Linked DNA regions of Homo sapiens: region 2 is linked to region 1. The links are chromatin loops, found by intact Hi-C in ENCODE. Cell type or tissue: heart left ventricle. All regions are shown on one strand.

What was found. A loop is a pair of places that touch in the nucleus more often than their neighbours do. Peaks named below come from ENCODE experiments on the same cell type or tissue, not always from the same donor. Only the 100,000 strongest peaks of a DNase experiment are listed, where the experiment ranks them.
Region 2: a loop joins it to region 1, with 2.5 times the contacts of the local background. A loop is called at or near these places in 3 of 110 quality-filtered maps.

The regions. Positions count from the first base shown.
Region 1 is chr1:46,081,083-46,083,582 of GRCh38, reverse strand. The region is part of intron 1 of P3R3URF-PIK3R3 (P3R3URF-PIK3R3 readthrough); the gene reads left to right. All of the region lies in intron 1 of PIK3R3 (phosphoinositide-3-kinase regulatory subunit 3), which reads left to right. Among named protein-coding and RNA genes, the nearest start is that of PIK3R3, 50 kb to the left of the region's middle. In heart left ventricle, no CTCF peak of the experiment used is centred here; no DNase peak of the experiment used is centred here; H3K27ac peaks cover 344 bases.
Region 2 is chr1:46,165,956-46,168,455 of GRCh38, reverse strand. The region is part of intron 1 of P3R3URF-PIK3R3 (P3R3URF-PIK3R3 readthrough); the gene reads left to right. It also overlaps a transcript of PIK3R3 not described here. Among named protein-coding and RNA genes, the nearest start is that of TSPAN1, 7.9 kb to the left of the region's middle. RefSeq lists an enhancer at 1,374-1,443. In heart left ventricle, no CTCF peak of the experiment used is centred here; DNase peaks (open chromatin) are centred at 1,295 and 1,826; H3K4me3 peaks cover 1,241 bases; H3K27ac peaks cover 2,486 bases.

The sequences.
Region 1 (2,500 bases):
ATTGAAAGGATTCTTTTATGTATTTAGATACAAGTACAAAAATATATTTATAGATACATTTACAAATATTTACAAAAATATATTTTATCATTTCTACTTACAAAAACGTTCTCCCATGCTATAGGTTGTCTCTTCACTTTCTTGGTGATGTCCTTTGAAGTACAGAAGTTTTTAATTTTGATGCAGTTAATCTATTTTTTTCTTGTTTGTTATTTTCAGTGTCATATTTAAGAAACCATTACCTAATCTAAAGTCACAAAGATTTAAGCCTATTTTTTCTTGTAAGAATTTTATAGTTTTAGGTCTTGATATTTAGGTCTTTGATCAATTTTTAGTTAATTTTGGTGTGAGGCAGGGATCCAACTTCATTCTTTTTGCATGTGGATATCTGCTTGTTCCAGAACAATTTGTTAAAAAGAATATTCTTTCCCTCATTGAATTATTTTGACATCCATGTTGAAAATCAGTTGACTAAGGGACTTTATTTCTTTATTTGTTTATTTTTGAGACAAAATCTCACTCTGTCTCCAGGCTGGAGTGCAGTGGTGCAATCTCGGCTCACTGCAACCTCTGCCTCCCGGGTTCTAGCAATTCTCCTGCTTCAGCCTCCCGAGTAGCTGGGATTACAGGTGTGCACCACCACGCCCAGCTAATATTTGTATTTTTAGTAGAGATGGGGTTTAATCATGTTGGCCAGGCTGGTCTCAAACTCCTGACCTCGAACTCCTGACCTCAGCTGATCTGTCCGCCTCCACCTCTCAAAGTGCTGGGATTACAGGTGTGAGCCACCGTACCCGGCCAACTAAGGGACTTCTCTTTGGGGGGAAATATTCACATTGTTCTCCTTCCCCCCAAGATTGCTTACAATTTTTTGGTTAAATTAAGAAAAAAGAAACAATCTCAAAAAAGTTACAAGTACAGTTCAAAGAACATAATTTTTTTGAATCATTTGAAAGTAGATTGTCAACGTGATGCCATATGATGACCATGTTGTGTGTATTTCCCACAAACAAGAACATTTTCCTACAGAAGCACAATATAACCATCAAAATCAGAAAACTAACACTGCTGTACTACTACTATGTCATACTCAGATCCCATTCAAGTTTTGCCCATTGTCGCAGTGTTGTCCTTAATAGCAAAAAATATCCAGTCCAGAATTACACATTGCATTTAATTGTCAGGATTCTTTAGTCTTCTTCAATCTGAAACATTTCCTCAGTCTTTCCTTGACCCTCATGACCTGTACATTGTTGAAGATTACAGGTAAGTTATTTTGTAGAATACCCCTCAATCATGGTTTGTCTGATGTTTCTTTATGATTAGATTCAGTTTATACATATTTGGCAGGAATGTCACAGAAGTGATGTTACATCCTTTTTAGTGTATTGTATTGGGGCCCACAGTTTTGCCATTATTTCTAATATTAACCTTGATTCTTGATTAAGGTGGTATTTGCCAGGCTTTTTCACTATTATTGTTTTTCCTTTTGCAGTTAGGATTTTGTGGGACAGTATATTGAGATAACAGTAATCTTGGTCCTCATCGATCTTTGTTTCTTTTATTTATTTATTTATTTATTTATATCTGCATGAACACATATATTCCTATTTTGTTTAATGAGTTATATTTCTTTACTATTATTATTTGTATTGATATGCCAGCTGTTCCAGATTTGGTCAGTGAGAGCCCCTTCCAGTTCGCTGTTTTGTTCTTTTAACATAGCCTCTCCCATTCTTTGAGCACTTCCTTCCTTTTTGGCACATGATGATGTTCAGGCTCATTTGGTACTTGCTCTATTCTGTCCCTGGAATCAGCAATTTCTTCAAAGAGCCCTGGTTCCTTTTAGTAGAGAATGGTATTAGAAAGCAAGGTCTAGGTGCTCAGTGTACATATTGGGGTGTTGTTGCCCCCAGGACCTCTCAGGGCAGCAGTCCCCAACCTTTCTGGCACCAGGGACCAGTTTCATTGCTGGGGTGGGGTTAGGCTGGGGGTATTGGTTTCAGGATGAAACTATACCACCTCAGATCATCAGGCATTAGTTAGATTTTCATAAGGATCACACAACCTCGATCCCTCACATGTGCAGTTCACAGTAGGGTTTGTGCTTCTATGAGAATCTAATGCCGAAGCTCAGGCAGTAATGTTCACTTGCCCACTGCTCACTTCCTGCTGTGTGGCGCTTTTCCTAACAGGCCGTGGACCAGTGCCAGTCCGCAGCCCGGGGGTTAGGGAATCTCTGTCTCGGGACAGAGCTAGGGAATATATGTATTCTGTGTATAGACATTTACATATTTATGTTTATATACATTGAAATTCATGAGTTGATATCTGTAGCTCTAATTCTAGTCCAAGACAAGGGGGTTCATTCTATTACAGTTGAGCAAATTATTAATAACATAACCATCATTTCATAGTTACCCTTTTTTTTGGTAGTAAGAATACCTAAAATTTACTCACTTGGCAGATTACCAGTATATAATACAATGTTATTAACTAT
Region 2 (2,500 bases), 85 kb before region 1:
GAGGTCCAGAGAGGGAACAGGCCCTTCCAAGGGTCACACAGAACCACTGCTGTCCCCAACACTCCCCTTGGCACCAAGGACACAGAACTGAATCAGTCGTGGTCCTTGTTCTTGAGAGCTTGCACCCTAATGGAGAAAACAGACTAGCAGACACACCAAGAAAAATGTCAGGGCTAAAAGAGAGGCTTGGACTTAGTATACTAAGAGCTTAGAGAAGTAGGGACACAGACCTCCTAGAGGCTCCACAGAAGATAGCATAGGTATTTTTTTTTAAATTTAATTTAATTTAATTAATTTATTTTTTTGAGATGGAGTCTCGCTCTGTCGCCCTGGTTGGAGTGCAGTGGTGTGATCTAGGCTCACTGCAACTTCCGCCTCCCAGATTCAAGTGCATGCGTCAGCCTCCCAAGTAGCTGAGGTTACAAGCATGCGCCACCACACACAGCTAATTTTGGTATTTTTAGTAGAGACAGGGTTTCACCATGTTGGCCAGGCTGGTCTCAAACTCCTGATTTCAAGTGATCTGCTGTCCTCAGCCTCCCAAAGTGCTGGGATTACAGGCATGAGTCACTGCACCCGGCCACAGGTAGTTTTTAAATTGGGCTTAAAGAATGGGCAAAATTTTAGCTAATGCAAAGGGGAAAGAACTTTCTTGATTGAGAAACAGCGTGAGTGGAAGCCCAGAGCGGGCACTGATTGGCCGTGTGAGATGACTGAAGGGCAGCAGTATAGCCAGGGCCAGGACTTGAGGTCAGGATGCCTGTGCTCTGTGAGCACACAGTAGTCACCAAGGTGCAGGCCTCAGGGATATGAGGACCCCAGAAGGAGCAGGTAGGGGGAACCTGGTGAGACTACAGCTGGGAGATTCTTAACAGTAGAGGTGGGGGCTGTTATACTCACCACCTCCAGGCTGGCAGTTTCCTTTAATCCAAGACACACATACACACAAAGCCTTTACCCTTATCTCCCTCCACGAGAACCCAGGCCCACCTCGAGATCTGGCCTAGAGGAGGAGGCTGCTCCTCACCTAGCTAGCTGCGCCTCCACCCAGGTTTCAAGGCCAGGGTGCACACCCCCTCCTTGCAGTAGCTTCCTCCCCACTGCCCCATTTCCCATCCCCCCACACCCTCGTCTCTGGACCAGGAAGGGATGGGGACATCCAGAGCTTCGGAGCTTTGGCAGCAGCTAGCCTTCTCGCGGCTGCTGTGATGCAAATCCGCTCCGGATTTATTCGCGGGGCGTTCTTTCCGTAAAGCGAGGCGCACCCGGCGCCAGCGCTTGGCTGGAAGTGCCTTTCCTGGCCCTGACCCAAGGTCGCCAGGGCCCAGAATTGGGGGTGCCTTCCCCGCTAGAGTCCCGCAGCTAGGGTCCTGGGCGCGCGGGTGGGAGCGAAGCAGGTAGTCGCGGGGTGGGGCTATAATTAACCGCGCCGGGCGCGGAGTCAGGAAAAGGAAGCCAAGATCTTGAAGGACCTCCTGAGCCTGGTTGAACGCAGCTAGAAGTGCGGGGTCTGGGGAGCTCCTTAAACAGGCTGGACCCTGGTCTCGAGGTCTGAGCCTGGGTTTTGGTAAAGAAAATTTGAAGGTTTGAGGCTGGCAAGCATGTTTAAGGTTGGGGGCGTGGGGTGGAGGATGTAGAATCCACGTCCCCTATCCGGAAAGCGGCTCCATTGTCTTGCTTGTCCCTGTCTAAACGCAGTTTGGACACGACTAGCGAATTCGACCGATTACTGTTCTCATCCTCGAGGTACCCTCGCAAGGAAGCGAAGTGGGCTCACTAGCAGTTACTACTCAAGGGCCTGACAGCCTGAAGCTTCTGGGGACCGGAAGGAGGGGTGGGGGAAGGGCATGCCGAACTAGGGGTGTGCTGTGTACTTCCAGAGGCTCCAGCTTCAGAAAAGAGAACTGCAGTTTGTGGTGTAAAAAGCTTGTATGACCTGGCCAGGTGTGGTGGCTCACGCCTCCCAGCACTTTGGGAGGCAGAGGCGGGCAGATCACTTGAGGCCAGGAGTTGGAGAACAGCCCGGCCAACATGGTGAAACCCCGTCTCTACTAAAAATACAAAAATTAGCCAGGCATGGAGGCGCACACCTGTAATCCCAACTACTCGGGGGCTGAAGCACAAGAGTCGCTTGAACCTGGGAGGCTGAGGTTGCACTGAGCCAAGATCATGTCACTGCACTCCAGCCTGGGCGACAGAGCGAGACTCTGTCTCAGAAAAAAAAAGAAAAGAAAAGAAAAGAAAAGAAAAAAGCCTATAAGCATAGGAATAGACAGATGGTATTATTGAGTGCCTATGCATACCAGATGAAGTGTGTTCACCAAATTGACCAAAAAAAGAGTGCTTCTTATTTTTTCTTGGTACCTTCATAATAAAAGGACAGGCCGGGCACGGTGGCTCACGCCTGTAATCCCAGCACTTTGGGAGGCCGAGGCGGGCGAATCACGAGGTCAGGAGATCGAGACCATCCTGGCTAACACAGGTGAAACCCCGTCTCTAC